Linked DNA regions of Homo sapiens: region 1 is linked to region 2. A link is an interaction called in ENCODE POLR2A ChIA-PET data of the cell type or tissue named here. Cell type or tissue: OCI-LY7. All regions are shown on one strand. Each heading gives the region's core, and the rest is flanking DNA. Links, peaks and the distances in the headings are about the cores only.

Evidence for each region. Peaks named below come from ENCODE experiments on the same cell type or tissue, not always from the same donor. Only the 100,000 strongest peaks of a DNase experiment are listed, where the experiment ranks them.
Region 1: POLR2A ChIA-PET joins it to region 2 with 5 read pairs; 2 of 35 experiments call an interaction of 5 or more read pairs at or near these places.

The regions. Positions count from the first base shown.
Region 1 is chr20:46,980,441-46,989,577 of GRCh38, reverse strand. The region is part of intron 1 of EYA2 (EYA transcriptional coactivator and phosphatase 2); the gene reads right to left. Among named protein-coding and RNA genes, the nearest start is that of EYA2-AS1, 83 kb to the right of the region's middle. In OCI-LY7, for the core only: no CTCF peak of the experiment used is centred there; no DNase peak of the experiment used is centred there.
Region 2 is chr20:47,385,454-47,394,590 of GRCh38, reverse strand. The region is part of intron 2 of LINC01754 (long intergenic non-protein coding RNA 1754); the gene reads left to right. Among named protein-coding and RNA genes, the nearest start is that of LINC01754, 22 kb to the left of the region's middle. RefSeq lists enhancers at 1,774-1,823, 2,084-2,273, 2,444-2,573. In OCI-LY7, for the core only: CTCF peaks have their summits at 1,900 and 2,139; DNase peaks (open chromatin) are centred at 2,350 and 4,350; H3K4me3 peaks cover 1,433 bases; H3K27ac peaks cover 3,208 bases.

The sequences.
Region 1 (9,137 bases), core at 1,806-6,805, 410 kb after region 2:
AGAGAAAAACAGGCCGGGTGTGGTGGCACATGCCTGTAATCCCAGCACTTTGGGACGCTGAGGCGGGTGGATCACGAGGTCAAGAGATCGAGACCATCCTGGCCAACATGGTGAAATGCCGTCTCTACTAACAAAAATATAAAAATTAGCTGGGCGTGGTGGCGTATGCCTGTAGTCCCAGCTACTCGGGAGGCTGAGGCAGGAGAATCGCTTGAACCCGGGAGGCAGAGGTTGCAGTGAGTCGAGACTGCGCCACTGCACTCCAGCCTCGCGACAGAATGAGACTCCATCTCCAAACAAACAAACACGGTACTACTTGCATGGACGGAGAAAAGCTCAAAAGGCGTAAGTGTCATTAACAACTCTCTAGGTGGCAACACTCAACAGCTCATCACTGTGGACCTGACCAAGAGAGAACATACTGGCTCCTGAATCACCCATGATTTTTATAATATGTTATGGGGGGCGGGCAGGGGAGAGTAGGGATGAGGTCTCCTTTGGTCTTTCTCATTTTTTAATTGAAAACATTTCTAATTCTTGCACCATGTTGGTAGTCACTCCTTCTAAATTCTGGCCAGGCATGGTGGCTCACACCTTCAGTTCCAGCACTTTGGGAGGCTGAGGCAGGCAGATCACTTGAGCCCAGGAGTTCAAGACCAGCCTAGGCAACATGGCAAAACCCCATCTCTACAAAAAAATACAACAAAGTTAGCTGGGCATGGTGGCACATGCCTGTAGTCCCAGCTACTCAAGAGGCTGAGGTGGGAGGATCACCTGAGCCAGGGTAGATGGAAGGTGCAGTGAGCTCTAATCGTGCCACTGCCTTCCAGCCTCTGTGACAGAGTGAGACCCTGTCTCAAAATAAATATTAATAAATTCCCACCCACTGGGTTTAGAAAATAAGGTTTCTGGTTAACGCACACACCACTGTACATGGCGTAGCAATTTTCCAAGGTCTGAACTACAACCAGTAACATTTAACCTGCAGTTGTCTTCAGAGAAAGGCTAAATTTATTGTGAGCACGTCGTTATCATAAGGTCATCCTTGGCAAGATCAGTTATTACTTGGTTAATGAAACACAACGTAGCGATCGCTGGTGTGGTGCTTATAAACTCAGATCCCATTGTAAAAAGGTTGCAAATTCACATCCCAGTGTGCTACCCACTACTTTGAGCAAGTTACCAAACTGCTCTAAGTCAAAAGTTTTCTCATCTGGAAAATGGTCACGGTGAAGATTTAAAAAGATGATTCATGTAAAAAAAAGCACTATTTTAATAGCAACTTAAATGCTTATTCAACATAAAGTTCAAAAATACAGCTGCCCCTCAGTATCCCAGGAGGGCTGTTTCCAGGACCCACCCCCGCCCCCCGCCATGGACACCAAAATTGGCAAGTGCTCAAGTACCTTATAAAAAATGGTAGAGTATTTGCATATAACCCACATACATCCTCCCATATACTTTAAATCATCTCTAGATTACTTATAATGTCCAACGCAATGTAAACACTATGTAAACAGTTGTTATATGCATTGTTTTAAAACATATATTATTTTTATTCTGTATTTTTTTTTTGCCCCATATATATATATATATATATATATATATATATAGAGAGAGAGAGAGAGAGAGAGAGAGAGAGAGAGAGAGAGAGAGAGAGACTTACTCTGTCTTCCAGGCTGGAGTACAGTGGTGCAATCTTGGCTCACTGCAACCTCTGCCTCCCAGGTTCAAGTGATTCTCCTACCTCAGCCTCCCGAGTAGCTGAGATTACAGGTGCACACCACCACACCCAGCTAATTTTTATATTTTTAGTAGAGACGGGGTTTTGCCATGTTGGCCAGGCTGGCCTTGAACTCCTGGCCTCAGGTGATCTGCCTGCCTCAGCCTCCCAAAGTGTTGGGATTACGGGTGTGAGCCACTGTGCTTGCCCCACTCCCCGAATATTTTTGATCTGTAGTTAACTGAATCCTTGAATTGGAACCAACTGTACTGTTAATGGACACAGATGCATTCCACAAAAACAAAATTACACTCAGGAATGATCAACACTGTTTTCAAGAGAATGGCTAACTCTGGGGGTAGGAGGGGATGTAATTTTGGAAGTGGCACCTGGGGGGCTCAGACTATGTAGTGCTTTAATTCAGGGGCTGACACTACCTATGGCCCGTAAGCCAAATCCAGCCCACAGCTGTTTTTGTGTGACCCAAGTCTGGAACGGCTTTCACATTTTTAAATGGTTGCAAAATAATCAAAAGAAGGATACTATTTCATAATATGTGAAAATGACACGAAATTCATATTTCAGTGTCCATAGGTAAAGTTTTATTGGAACACTGCCCTGCTCACTGGTTTACTATCCTGTCTGTGGTTACTTTCACACCACAGTGTTAAGCGGAGTAGTTTCAACAGAGACCGTGTGTGGCCTGCAGAGCCGAAGGTATTTAGTATCTGGCAGCAAAAGTTTGCCAACCCCTGTATCAGTTAAGCAGGATGCTGGGTACCCTACTTTTGTATGTTTTACCCATCTTTGTATGCCTGAAACACTTAATAATTTTTAAATAAGAAAGCCCTTATCTCAGGCTTGCACATAGGAAGTACTTTCTGTACATGGACTTTTTGATCTGATGACAGAATCCCACCCTGATATGGTTTGGACTTTGTCCCCTTCAACTCTCATGTTAAAATGTGACGTGATCCCCAGTGTTGTGGGGCTAGTGGGAGAGGTTTGGGTCATAGGGATGGATCCCTCATGAATGGCTTGGTGTCCTCTCCATGGTATGAGTGAGTTCTTGTTCTATTAGTTCACAGAAGAACTAGTTGTTTAAAAGAGTCGGGCATCTCTCTTGCGCCTTCTGTTACCGTGGGATGTGCCTGCTGGCCCTCCACCTTCCACTATGAGTAAAAGCTTCCCAAGGCCTCACCAGAAGCGGAACAGATACTGATGCCATGCTAGTACCACCTGCAGAACCGTGAGCCAAATAAATCTCTTTTTGAAATAAATTACTCAGTATCAGGTATTCCTTTACAGCAACGCAAAATGGGCTAATACACAAATCAGCTCTATTGTTTATATCTTTATATTGGAGAGAGATATATATATCTCTATATATCTAATGTATATATATACACATTAGATATATTATATATTATATATATAGATATTATATAGATCTATATATTATATATCGATATATAATACATAATATATAATATATCTAATGTGTATATATATACATTAGATATATAGAGATATTATATATAATATATAATATATACATTAGATATATAGAGATATATTATATATATATCTCCAGTGTTTATATAAATGTTGAGTCCTAAAATGTCCCCACGTATACATGCATCCTGGGTGCCTGTTTTCTTGTTTCTCAAATGCCACAGGCACTCCAGGATAGAGGCCTAGGTGTCTTGCTCCCTCTAATACATCAAAGCATATTGTATGGTGCTTAGCAAATGGTAGACATTGTATCTTTTATCTGGCTACAGGTGCCAGAAATTTGCATCTTATCTAAACTCATTCCCTTCATTCTTTTCGGTATGTGCAAATAATGAAAGGTTAAAAAAATAAACAATGAGGTTAAAAAATATCACTAGTTTCCAGATATCCAGATGCTATGAGAGTATTAGAAGCAGCAAATTGTTAGCCAACTGACCAAATGTGGTTAAAAACAAAATGAATTGTTTTCCCCACTCCCTAGGGTTTAAAAATATTTGAGGTAGTTGCCAATATTTAAAAATGAGACAATTTCACATAAAAATCTAGATTTTTGGCTTTTCTTGAAAATACAAGAGTATTGCCTTATTCTTGCATGGCAGCAACCAGCTGGCACTGAACAGTGGCGGCCCAATTAAGTCAAGGCATATGGGCTCCATTTTGTCACAGTCCCCACCACTCCCTACTCTCTTAAATTTGACCCTCTTTTTCCATTGGTATTTCCTCCTGGTCCCTATAGGCATTTGCATTTGAGAGCTATGTCATATGTATTATCAGAAAAGCCTGCTAAGGAAAGAGACGGCAGTGTGACACTTCTGGCCTCAGTCACGTAGCTTATTTACTTTACTGAGTGTTGCTGTCATCCTTAAGAGCTCTTACACATCCAAAACAGCATTTGTTGATTTTAAGCAGAGCAGGAATGTGTTTATGAGTCTGAACTCTGGGACAGAGTATTGCTACTAAGGCTTCTGGTGTATTCACCTTAGGCCCTTGCCTAAGGTTCTTGAAGGCCAAGCCAATGGGGAAATCATCTTTATTTCCTCCACAGCACTTAACACAGAATCTTGTTCATTCCATCATCCAGTTAGCATCTGTTGGAGGAAGGGAGGAAAGAAGGGGCAGAGGGAGAGAGAGACAGGGAGGAAGGAAATCTTATTTGAGCCATCACCTTCTTCCAACAAGATTTTTAAAAGTTCCCATTTATCCTTATTTTCCACCATGCCCTAGACAATGACTCTGACATATTAAATATGTAAATGTTTCCTTATAAATGATGCCATGTTGTTTTATGTGTGGCATGTGTTTTAATTTAATGAATAATGTGCACAATATCTCACTCTGTTTAGAAGGCTGTTTATTTTCAGTCTGCACTGATTTAAACATGTGTATGTTACTGGATGCATATCTAGCTTGTAGCTATAATTCTATACTGCACACCCACTCTATTGAATTTATGCATTGCCCTGGTGGTGAACAGCTAGGTAGCCTTTATCTCTCAGCCACCTTATAAACAATGCTGCAATGAACATCTCCATTCATCTTCATTTTTTAAAATGCAGTATCTCTCCCTATATATATGTATACACACACATTCCTAAAATGTATTTATAGCCAAGGTGGAGGATTTCTGTGTTATGGAGTATATGTGAACTGAACTTGAACAAGTACTAGCAGACTGTTCTTCATAACTCCTGTGCCATTCTAGATTCCACCAGAAGTACATAAGGGTTCCAGTTTCACAATTTCCTGCTAACACTTGGCACGGCCCCACTTTCTACTTTTTGCCAAACTGATGCATGGAAAGCAATAACTCATAGTTATTTTGATTTTCATTTCTAGGATTACTAGTGAGTTTGAGCATATATTCACATAATTGTGGGCCATATGAATGTTTGGAAATTGTCTGTTCAGATCTTTTATGCTTGCCCATTTTTCTACTGGGTTTTCTATTTTTTTTTTTTCTTACTGATTTGCTGGAGTGCATTACAGAGTCTAGGTATTCAATGTGTTTTTCGAATGCTGTAAATTTCTTCTCTTAGTCTTTCATTTGTCTGTTTTCTTTATTTCTATTATCTTTTGTAGAACAAAAAATCCTTACATATTTACCTAATAATTTCTTTTTGTAGGTGTAAAAATCCTTTCTCTATTCTTGGGATTTTAAAATTTGTCTACATGTTAAACTATTCACTTAGAATTTTACCTTTCATATTTAAGTCTTCAATTCATTTAGAGTCTGCCTTTTTATGTGGTTTAAAGTTTAATTTTTCTCCATATTGAAGAAAACAAAAATAAGCCATTTTTCCTAATATGTATTAAACTGTCCAACTGAGTGCACCTCCCAGCTACGACGGGATAGCTTGTATTTTTAGTCAACCTCACTATCATGATCAAAAATAACAGCTATAAAATATTGTCTTAAGGGATTGGAAGTCAACCAAGGCAGGTCCTGAGGGAACAAGATCCCAGAGAGATGAAAAACAGACCAAGTTTGACCTCTATCAATTTTCCCCTCAAGACACTTGCCAGTTTATAAGCAAAGAAGAAAAAAAGCAACAGCTTAGAGTTTTCCAGTCTTATGGGGCTGGGGAGAAAAAAACTGGAGTTCAGGATTACTAAAGTAGTTAGGACACAGGAGCAAAGATTGTAGAAATATGAGAACCACAGAGGTATGAGTCTCATATTGTTGAAAGTTATTAGCCTTGAGGCATTTGCTGATATCCAAGCTGGGTGCGGTGAGAGGCAGAGAAACCAAGCAAAAAGGGGGTAGCTATAAAGGCAAGAAATTAAGCAGAGCTTTTTTGCAGTTGCCTAATTACAGGAAGGCAAAAATTGGAATTCATGGCCAATAAGGATGAGGAGCCTTGAGAAACACTCAAAACTTTTAACTGGGACCCTAAAGGATTACTTCCTTGGAGTAACAGCAAACAAAATAGATCCTGCCTTGAGTCATCTCAATCTCATATTTGACCAAAGTGATTTGCCTCTACTATCATCAATAGCCAGCAGAAAAACTTTTCTTTTGGAGGAGATGTCATCTTCCAGAGTCTCCACAATGTTTTATACACAATAAAAAAATTACCAGGCATGCAAAAAGACAAAACCAAATGATCAAAAACCAAGACAAAAAACAAAAACAAAAACCTCACGAGATTCTGCTATTGAAGTTGTCAAACACGGAGTCCCTAGCAACTGTGATAATATAATAAAAAAATTGATTTAAGATGAGAATGCTGCTAAAAAAATCTAGGCTCTTTAAAAATGGAAATTACTGGTCAGGTGTGGTGGCTCACATCTGTAATCCCAGCACTTTGGGAGTCCAAGGCAGGTGGATCACCTGAAGCAGGAGTTTGAGACCAGCCTGGCCAACATGGTGAAACCCCACCTCTACTAAAAATACAAAAATTAGCCAGGTGTGGTGGCAGGTGCCTGTAATCTCAGCTACTTGGCAGGCTGAGGCAGGAGAATTGCTTGAACCCAGGAGGCGGAGGTTGCAGTGAGCCGAGATTGCACCATTGCACTCCAGCCTGGGTGACACAAGCAAAACTCTATCTCAAAAAAAAAAAAAAAGGAAATTACAGAACTGAGAAATGAAATAATTAAAATTAAGAACTCAATAGATCAGTTGAACTACAGACTGGATGTAGCAGATGAAAGAATTAGCAAACTGGAAGGTAAGTCAGTAAACAGATCTCAGGAATAAGGTTGAAAAACAGGTTTAAAAGAGCATAAAAGAAACATGGTACATGGTAAAAGATCTAGCACACATGTAATAGGAGCCACAGAAGGAGAGGAGAGAGAGAGCAAGTCAGAAACAATATTTAAAGAGAAACTGACAGAAGACCTTGCCAGATGGATGACAGATATCAAGTCATGGAATCAAGAAGTTCTGTGAATCCCAAAGATAAATACAGAGAAAAGCATTCCTGGGTATGTGATGGTTAAACTGCACATGTGCACAAATTAATCTTAAAAGCAGTCAGAGGGGGAATAAAAGACAATCTTTAAAGAAGGTATAATAAGACTGAGAAGCAGCTTCTCAGCAGAATTGATGGAAACCACAAAACAATGGAATTTCATCTGCCACTGTGGAATTCTATGCCAGCAAAAAAATACTTCAAAATGAAGACAAAATCAAAATGAAACAAACCAAAATTAAGATTGTTTCCCATCAGTAAACCTGCACTAAAAAAGAATATTCTGGAAACACGAAAATTCAGCAAAGATAAAGAACAACATAAAAGGGTAAATATGTGAGCAGGAGGATAGATAAATACAATTAACATGTTTTAAGGACCTTGCATTTTCTTGGAAATGGTAAAAGTACTAATTTATAGTAAACTTTTAGATATATCAAGAATGTATCCTATAATATTTAGGATAACCACTTAAAGAATAATAATAAATGTAAACATTTCATGTATGTTTATATTACATTAGTTACAGTAAATGCAAACAGAATAAATACAACACTTGAAAGACAAAGATCACCAGACTGACTTTAAAAACCTAACTACATGCTTATTACAAGAGACCCCTTTTAAATATAAAGACATACCAAGATTCAAAGCAAGGATTCAATAATATGAATACAACACAATACCCCAAATAGATTTTAAAATAAAAACCATTATTAGAGATTTACAGGGACATACAATAATGATAAAATAATCCACCAATATATGATAATTTAAAAGTTTATTTTTTCCAAAATTAATGTGCATGAAGAAAGGGACTTGACTGATTCTAGGGCTCTGTTAGACCTAGAATTAGATCTGCAAAATCTAAAATACCTATAGCAATTAAAATACCTATAGCAATCAAAACACACCATCCTTTGGAGGCAAATAAATGAACAGCACTAATAAAGCCAAAGCTACAGAAATATTAATCTTCACAAAGTAAACATGACCCTGACTTGAGAACCTGACAATTGTTCTTTCCTGCTGTCAGCTACAGCTACAGGCACTGGTGACTTGCAGAAGCAAACTATTAGCCACAGAGTATAGGAATGTGAACAAGCAACTCAAGGCAACTCAGTTTCCAGAGTTAGTAAAACCCTTCCAAAAATTCTAGTCATGGTTCTCATTTCCCAAGCACCTATTATACACCAGGCAATTTTCCTGATCACATTTACATGATCTCTTTTAATTCTCTCAACCACGCTGGGAGATAGAAGGATCTGTCCTGTATTTCCTCAAAGGCCGACTAAACACAGATTTAAGTCTGAGCAAAGTCTAGACACCAAGAAAACGTGAAATCATTCCTGTTTGGTGAACTTATCCTGTTCTGCCATGAGGATCTAAAAAGAAGCTTTTCAAATGTCAGCGCACTCCACCAATTGATGGATGGATAAAGAAAATGTGGTATGCATATACACTAGAATATTATTCAGCCATAAAAAACAATGAAATCCTGTCATTTGCAGCAACATGGATGGAACTGGAGGTCGTTATGTTAAGTGAAACAAGCCAAGGACAGAAAGACAAATATGGCATGTTCTCAATCACATGTGGGAGCTAAAAAAGTAGATCTCATGAAGATAGAGAGTAGACTGTGATTACTGAAGGCCAGGAAGGGTGGTGGGGAGGATGAAGAGAGGTTGATTAATGGGTACAAATATACAGTTAGAAGGAATAAGAGCTAGTGTTCAATAGAACAGTACGGTGACTATAATTAACAATAGTTTATCACACATTCAAAATAGCCAGAGTATAGAGTAATTTGAATGATGCTAACATAAAGAAAAGATACATATCTAAGGGGATGAAATCCCAATTATGCTGATTTGATCTGTATACATTATATGAACGTATCAAACAGTCACATGCACCCTGAAAATATGTCCATCTATTATGTATCAATAAAAAACAAAACTAAACAAAATTGTAAAAAAAATTTCAGC
Region 2 (9,137 bases), core at 1,347-6,346:
TGTAAGATGTATGGGATTAATATCCACACTCAGGATTTCTCAGTACTCACTTTTCATAAAAATCAGCTCAAAATAAAACATACCTAGAAAATTGCAGAATAGAGGGTCCTGTGGTGCCTATCTAGTCTCTATTCCTCTAGGGGGAATGTAGTGGGGTCTTAAGATACCCTCTTGGCTGGGTGCAGTGGTTCACGTCTGTAATCCCAGCACTTTGGGAGGCCGAGACAGCCAGGTTACTTGAAGTCAGGAGTTCAAGATCAGCCTGGCCAACACATTGAAACCTTGTCTCTACTAAAAACACAAAAATTAGCCAGGCGTGGTGGCGTGTGCCTGTAGTTCCAGCTACTCGAGAGGCTGAGGCAGGAGAATCACTTGAACCTGGCAGGTGGAAGTTGCAGTGAGCTGAAATCATGCCATTGCACTCCAGCCTGGGTGACAACAGCAAAACTCCACCTCAAAAAAAAAAGATACCCTTTTAGAGCCAGGCGTGGTGGCTCACACCTGTAATCCTAACACTTTAGGGAGGCCGAGGCAGGCAGATCACCTAAGGTCAGGAGTTCGAGACCAGCCTGGCCAACATGATGAAACCTTATCTCTACTAAAAATACAAGAATAAGCCAGGTGTGATGGCCGGCGCCTGTCGTGATCTGATTATCTGAAAGCAAAAGGAACAAAACTGGAGTGCAATGAGTGAATGAGCTCACATGTGTCTTGTTTAGCCTTAGAATTCATATTTAGCAAAATAAGTAAGCCTGTGCTCCTCACCTGAACTCCTGGATAACTCACTGTGGATATTTACACATCACTGGGTAGCTGTCTGTCATGTCTCATTTATTCCCACACATGGGCTCATTCATTCATTCAACAAACATTTGCAGACAGCCCCTTCTCTGCTGTGCTGCCCTTTGCTTTCATGCAGTGTATCTTCATACTTTCTCTAATAAGTCTGCCTTTCTTTACCAAAAAAAGAAAAAACAAACATTTGTCCTATGACCTACTGTATGCCTAGCACCAGGATGGGTGGGGTTAGTCTGACTTCTTTTGAGTGACCTAAGCCCAACTCAAATTGGCTTGTGTAAAAAAGAATTTGGCTGGGTATGGTGGCTCACGCCTGTGATCCAGCACTTTGGGAGGCCGAGGCAGGTGGATCACTTGAGGCCAGGAGTGTGAGACCAGCCTGGCCAACGTGGCGAAACCCCGTCTCTACTGAAAATAAAAAAATTATCTGGACATGGTGGTACACACCTGTAATCCCAGCTACTTGGGAGGCTGAGGTAGGAGAATCACTTGAACCTGGGAGGCAGAAGTTGCAGTGAGCTGAGATTGTACCACTGCACTCCAGTGTAAACGACAGAATGAGACTCTGTCTCAATAAATAAATAAGGAATTTATTGGCTTATGTAACTCTATGAAACTTATGTAACTTATAAAAGCTCTAGTGCAAGTCGCCTTCAGGCATGGTTGGTTCTCACAGTATGAGAATTACCCTCACTCTTCATCTCTCAGCTATACTTTCTTCTGTGGAGGCCTGCTTCACCCTCAGGTAGCTTCTACCCTGAGATCATAGCAGTCTTGGCCTCTACCCACTCTAGCTTAACCACCCACAGAGAAAGGGAAAGCCCTTTTCCCAACAGTTCCAGTGAGAGTCCTGACCTGGCTCTAATTTGATTCAGTTTGAGTCACATGCCTTCACTGGATTGATTGGGAGGTGCTAGATGGTTGTTGGCCAGTGTGTCATCACCTGGTCACACCAGTAAGTAAGAGATTCAGTCCCATCTGAATCACGTGGATTGAGAATGACGGAAAAGGTAGTTTCCCAAAAGAATGCTAGGGCACAGTGACCAAAAAAAGAAGAATGGATGCTGGCCATGCAAAAAACAACAGATGTCCAACTATAGACATGACAAAAATGAATAAAATACCTTTTATGGGACTATAGAACCCCCACATGCACCTGGCAGGAGTGTGGGCTGGCAGCTGCTATGTGGGAGAGCAACCTGGCAGTGTTTTGCACCCACATAGCCTATGCCCCGGCATCTCCTTCCTGGGGAGAAGAGGCAGTGATGTGTGTGGAGGCGGCCATATGGGGGCCATTGCTAGGAGAGTACTTTGGTAAAATGTGGTGAATGCACAGAAGATGGGGAAGCCGAAGAAATGGACTAGATATTTACAGAGACCCGTGTTGAGATCTTCAAAACAGAGTGAAAACAAAAACCAAAGAACTCTGTAACAGGAGGCTATTTGTGTAAATGTAAAACGCATGTCATGGTGAGTAATCAAGATAGCGTTGCCCTTGGGGGATGTGACTAAAAGGAAGCACAGAGCTGCCCAATTAAATAATACATTTCCCAGCTTTCTTTGCAACTAGGCGTGGCCACATGACAAGGTTCTGGCCAATGGGATGGGAACAGAAGTAATGCAGGCAACTTCCTGGACCAAGACCATAAATGGAAAAGAGAGTGCCCTCCCTCTCTCTTCCTTTCTTTCCTGCAGGAGCTGGAGTGACTCTCTTGGTCCCTAAGGTGGAAGCCATGTGTTGAGGACACTGAGCAACAAGATAGGAGGAGCCTGGGGCCCAGCCAGAGAACAGGAAGCCACCCAAATAGCTCTCAACCCCTTATAGATGGACTACTAAATGGGAAATAAAGTAGACTGTTCTCTCTTGATCTTTGTACAGAATCTATGTGCTAACTAATATAGTGCTCACTGGGAGGCTGAGACAGGAGGATAGCTTGAGCCCAGCTTGAGCCCAGGAGTTCGACACCAGCCTGGGCAACATAGCAAGACCTCGTCTCTACTTAAAAAAAAAAAAAAATTAGCGGGGCATGGTGGCACGTGCCTATAGTCCCAGCTACTCGGGAGGCTGAGGCAGGAGGATGGCTTGAGCTCAAGAGCCAGAGGTTGTAGTGAGCTAATATCACACCACTGTATTCCAATCTAGGTGACAGAGACCCTGTCTCAACAAAATAAAACAAAAAAACCATAGTGCTCAATAGGTTGATATTATCATGACTTTCTCCTCAGTTGTCATTATGATGATGATTATTTTATTGACCTAAAGCATTATGTACAGTTCAGCAAAGTCTTGTGGTGCCTTAACAAACAATGGAGGCAGTAACCCTTAGAGTTCTTGAGTTGCAGGTGTAGGAAACCACTGCTGACTCAAGTAAAAATATTGGTAGAATATGGTGTAGCTTATTGACTCAAAAGAAAGGCTGGAGGCCTTGTGTGGTGGCTCATCCCTGTAATCCCAGCACTTTGGGAAGCCAAGATGGGCGGATCACCTGAGGTCAGGAGTTTGAGACCAGCCTGGCCAATATGGCGAAACGCTGTCTCTACTAAAAATACAAAAATTAGCTGGGCGTGGTGGTGCACGCCTGTAATCCCAGCTACTAGGGAGGCTGAGGCAGGAGGATTGCTTAAACCTGGGAGGCAGAGGTTGCAATGAGCCGAGATCACACCATTGCATTCCAGCCTGGGCGACAGAGTGAGACTCCGTCTCAAAAAAAAAAAAGGCTGAAACTAGGCTTCTGGAAGGCTAGGATCTGAGGCAAGTCCTGGAATCCAGGTGACAGGAACTCATCAGCATTGGAGTAAAAGAGATATTCAAAACAGAGTGAAGAGTAAGTATAAATAACAGGAGGCTGGCTGGGCGTGGTGGCTCACGCCTGTAATCCCAGCACTTTGGGAGGCCGAGGCGGGTGGATCATGAGGTCTGGAGATCGAGACCATCCTGGCTAACATGGAGAAACCCCATCTCTACTAAAAATGAAAAAAAGAAATTAGCCGGGCGTGGTGGTGGGCGCCTGTAGTCCCATCTACTCGGGAGGCTGAGGCAGGAGAATGGCTTGAACCTGAGAGGCGGAGCTTGCAGTGAGCCAAGATCGCGCCACTGCACTCCAGCCTGGGCAACAGAGCGAGACTCGTCTCAAAAAAAAAACAGGAGGCGGCCGGGCGCGGTGGCTCACGCCTGTAATCCCAGCACTTTGGGAGGCCGAGGCGGGTGGATCATGAGGTCAGGAGATCGAGACCATCCTGGCTAACAAGGTGAAACCCCGTCTCTACTAAAAATACAAAAAATTAGCCGGGCGCGGTGGCGGGTGCCTGTAGTCCCAGCTACTCGGGAGGCTGAGGCAGGAGAATGGCGTGAACCCGGGAAGCGGAGCTTGCAGTGAGCCGAGATTGCGCCACTGCAGTCCGCAGTCCGGCCTGGGCGACAGAGCGAGACTCCGTCTCAAAAAAAAAAAAAAAAAAAAAAAAAAAAACCGGAGGCTATTTGTGTAAATGTAAATCGCATGTCACGGTGAGTAATCAAGATAGTGCTGCCCTTGGGGGATGTGACTAAAAGGAAGCACAGAGCTGCCCAATTAAGTATTACATTTCCCAGCTTTCTTTGCAGCTAGGCGTGGCCACATGACAAGGCCACATGTGGATGTGGGGCAGAGTGGACAGGGAGGTTGTGTTTGCACAAAAGCATCTACCTGTGATGTTTAAGTTGAGATGGATGAAAAGAAACTGGCCATGTGCAGATACTGGAAGAGAGAATCCCACGCAATATGCCATTGGAAAGGAATCTTAGTTTGAGAAATTCAAGAGGTGCCAGTGGTGGGGGTGGTGTGGGCGTGGCAGGGGATAGACTCTTGGAGAACAAAATGATGAAGAAGGCAGAGAATGTATGAGATGAAATCAGAGGCCAGGAAAAGATCATGGAGGAACTTGGAGGCCACTGAAGAGAGTCTGGGGCCAGGCACAGTGACTCATACCTGTAATCCCAACTCTTTGGGAGGCTGAGGCCAGAGGATTGCTTGAGCTCAGGAGTTCAGGACCAGCCTGGGCAACACAGGGAGACCCCCATCTCTACAAACAAATATAAAAATTAAAAAATTGGCCAGGCGCAGTGGCTCACACCTGTAATCCCAGCACTTTGGGAGGCCAAGGCAGATAGATCATGAGGTTGGGAGTTCAAGACCAGCCTGGTCAACATGGTGAAACCCCGTCTCTACTAAAAATACAAAAATTAGCCAGGCATGGTGGCAGACACCTGTAATCCTGACTACTCTGGAGGCTGAGGCAGAGAATTGCTTGAACCCAGGAAGCAGAGGTTGCAGTGAGCTGAGATCATGCCACTGCACTCCAGCTGGGTGACAGAGCGAGACTCCGTCTCAAAAAATAATAATAATAATAATAATTTTTTTTAAATTAAAAAATTAGGCCAGGTGCAGTGGCTCATGCCTGTAATCCCAGCACTTTGGGAGGCCGAGGTGGGTGGATCACCTGGGGTCAGAAGTTCGAGACTAGCCTGGCCAACATGGTGAAACCCTGTCCCTACTAAAAATATAAAAATTAGCCAGACATGGTAGCATGCACCTGTAATCCCAGCTACTTGGGAGGCTGAGGCAGGAGAATTGCTTAAACCCGGGAGGTGGAGGTTGCAGTGAGCTGAGATGTTGGCATTGCACTCCAGCCTGGGTGACAAGCAAGACACTCCATCTCAAAAAAAAAAAAAAAGAAACTCAGGCGTGGTGGGGGACACCTGTGGTCCCAGCTACTTGGGAGGCTGATGCAGGAGGATCCAGGCTGCAGTGAGCTGTGATCACACCACTGCACTTCAGCCTGAGTGACAGAGCAAGACCCTATTTCAAAAAAAAAATTTGGTTTTTATTCTTTTTTTTTTTTTTTTTTTGAGACAGAGTCTTGCTCTGTCGCCCAGGCTGGAGTGCAGTGGCGTGATCTCAGCTCACTGCAAGCTCTGCCTCCCGGGTTCACGTCATTCTCCTGCCTCAGCCTCCCGAGTAGCTGTGACTACAGGCACCCGCCACCATGCCCGGTTAATTTTTTTGTATTTTTAGTAGAGATGGGGTTTCACCGTGTTAACCAGGATGGTCTCGATCTCCTGACCTCGTGATCCGCCCATCTCGGCCTCCCAAAGTGCTGGGACCACAGGCGTGAGCCACTGCACCTGGCCAATTTGGTTTTTATTCTGGTTGTCCTGGATAAAAATGTTGAATTTTAAGTAGAAGACTGGCGTGACTTGATTTACTTTTTCAGATCTGCCTGACTGCTGAGTGGAAAAGTGATTCATGGGCCACGGGTGGAGACAGAGAGACTAAAAGATGGGAGCAGTAGAGATGGGGGTGAGGGTGGGAGCCCTCAATGCTTGCTAATGGCCTGGAAGCCAAGTGAGAGGAAAAAGAGAACAAGGACCACTCCTTACTCTCATCCTTATGAAGCCGTATGGAAGGGGCAGAGGGTGGGACAAGAGCCAGTCAAGAGTTCTGTTCTGGACAATTGATGGCTGAGAACGCCAGCCAGTCTGTAGATTTGGATGTGTGCAGGAGACAGGAGATATGAATAGGGAAGTCATCAGCATGGAGATGCTATTTAAAATCTTGGCACTGAACCAGATTATCTAGAAACAAGGCAAGACCCAGGCCCCAAATCCTGGGACGATACAAGGTGTCAACATGCACTTAAATCTTTTTTTTTTTTTTTTCGAGACGGAGTCTTGCCCTGTCACCCAGGCTAGAGTGCAGTGGTGCGATCTTGGCTCACTACAACCTCCACCTCTCAGGTTCAAGCAATTCTCCTGCCTGGGATTACAGGGGCCTGCCCACCATGCCCCACTAATTTTTGTATTTTCAATAGAGATGGGGTTTCACCATGTTGGCCAGGCTGGTCTCGAACTCCTGACCTCAAGTTATCCGCCCGCCTCAGCCTCCCAAAGTGCTGGGATTACAGGCGTGAGCCACCGTGCCCGGCAAATCTTACTGTCTTATCTAGCTAGACACCTCTGGGGATGTCATTCCACAGAGGGTCCCATTTCTCTGCTCCTTTGTTTAGTAAAATTTCTCGAAGGCATGTTTATCGCTACCATCTCCCCTTTCTCTCCTGTTCCTGTTCTCTCCTCAATGGACTCTATCAGGCTGAAATAAGTATTTCAGGTTTTTCTTTTCTTTTCTTTTCTTTTTTTTTGAGACAGTGTCTGGCTTTTTTTTTTTTTTTTTTTTTTTTTTTTTGAGTCTCGCTCTGTCACCCAGGCTGGAGTGCAGTGGCATGATCTCGGTTCACTGCAAGCTCCGCCTCCCAGGTTCACGCCATTCTCTTGCCTCAGCCTCCCGAGTAGCTGAGACTACAGGCACCTGCCACCACACCCGGCTAATTTTTTGTATTTTTAGTAGAGACGGGGCTTCACTGTGTTAGCCAGGATGGTCTTGATCTCCTGACCTCGTGATTTGCTCACCTCGGCCTCCCAAAGTTCTGGGATTAGGTGTGAGGGTCTGGCTCTTTCTCTTAGGCCAGAATGCAGTGGTGCTATCACGGCTCTCTGCAGCCTCCACCTTCCAGACTCAAGCGATCCTCCCGCCTCAGCCTCCCTAGTAGCTGGGACTACAGGCATGTGTTACCACACTGGGCTAATTTTTTTAATTTTTAGTAGAGATGGAGGGTCTCACTCTGTTTCCTAGGCTGGTCTTGAATTCCTGGGCTCAAGTGACCTTCCTGTCTCGGCATCCCAAAGTGCTGGGATTTCAGGCATGAGCCACCGTGCCTGGCCTATTTAGATTTTTTTTTTTGAGACTGAGTTTCGCTCTTGTTGCCCAGGCTGGAGTGCAATGGTGCGGTCTCGGTTCACTGCAACCTCTGCCTCCCAGGTTCAACCGATTTTCCTGTCTCAGCCTCCTCAGTAGCTCTGGGATTGCAGGCGTGCACCACCACACCTGACTAATTTTTGTATTTTTAGTAGAGACAGGGTTTCACCATGTTGGCCAAGCTGGTCTTGAACTTCTGACCTCAGGAGATCCCCCTGCCTTGGCCTCCCAAAGTGCTGGGATTACAGGCATGAGCCAGCACACCCGGCCCAGATTTTGCCTGGTTTCAGTCAGCCAAGACCACACTTCTGCACTCCAGCCTGGGCGACAGAGCAAGACTGTCTCAAAAAAAAAAAAACACTGCGTTTATTTCAGGCCAGACATGGGGGCTCACACCTGTAATCCTAGCACTTTGGGAGGCCCAGACAGGAGGATTGCTTGAGCTGGGGAGTTCAAGACCAGCCTGGGCAACATAGCAAGACCCTGTCTCTATAAACAAAAAATAAAACAAAATAAGTTGATTTAATAAAAACTGTCGAATTAATAACAGGGTAAGTGGTTCTTGGATATGAAGAGATACATCCCACTCCATCATCAACAGTCTAGTCTAGGCCAGGCGTGGTGGCTCACACTTGTAATCCTAGCACTTTGGGAGACTGAGGTGGGAGGACTGGCTGAGGTCTGGAGTACAAGACCAGCCCAGGCAACATAGCAAGACCCCATCTCTACAAAAAAAATTTTTTTAACAACTCAAGCTGGGCGCAGTGGTTCATGCCTGTAATCTTAGCACTTTGGGAGGCCAAGATAGGAGGATCCCTTGAGCCCAGGAGGTCGACACCAGCCTGGGCAACATAGAGAGACCCCATCTCTCTCTTTTTTGGGGGTGAGGGGGACGGAGTCTTGCTCTGTCACCCAGGCTGGGGTGCAGTGGTATGATCTTGGCTCACTGCGACCTTCGCTTCCTGGGTTCAAGTGATTCTCATGCCTCAGCCTCCCAAGTAGCTGGGATTACAGGCCACCATGCCCAGCTAATTTTTGTATTTTTAGTAGAGAGGGGGTTTCACCATGTTGGCCAGGCTGGTCTCCAACTCCTGACCTCTACCTCCCAAAGTGGTGGGATTACAGCATGAGCCACCACGCCCAGCACCATATTTATTTTTATTTTTTTTCTTTCTTTGAGACAGTTTCATTCTTGTCGCCCAGGCTGGAGTGCAATGGCACAATCTCGGCTTGCTGGAACCTCAGCCTCTCAGGTTCAAGCAATTCTCCTGCCTCAGCCCCCCAAGGAGCTGGGACTACAGGCGCGTGCCACCATGCCCAGCAAATTAGTAGAGATGGGGTTTCACCACGTTGGCCAGGCTGGTCTCAAACTCCTGACCTCAGGTAATACACCCCACTAGGCTTCCCAAAGTGCTGGGATTACAGGCGTGAGTCACTGTGCCTGGCCCTTATTTTTTTAATTTAAAAAAAAAAAAAGGCCGGGCGCAGTGGCTCACGCCTGTAATCCCAGCACTTTGGGGGGCCAAGGCAGGCGGATCACAAGGTCAGGAG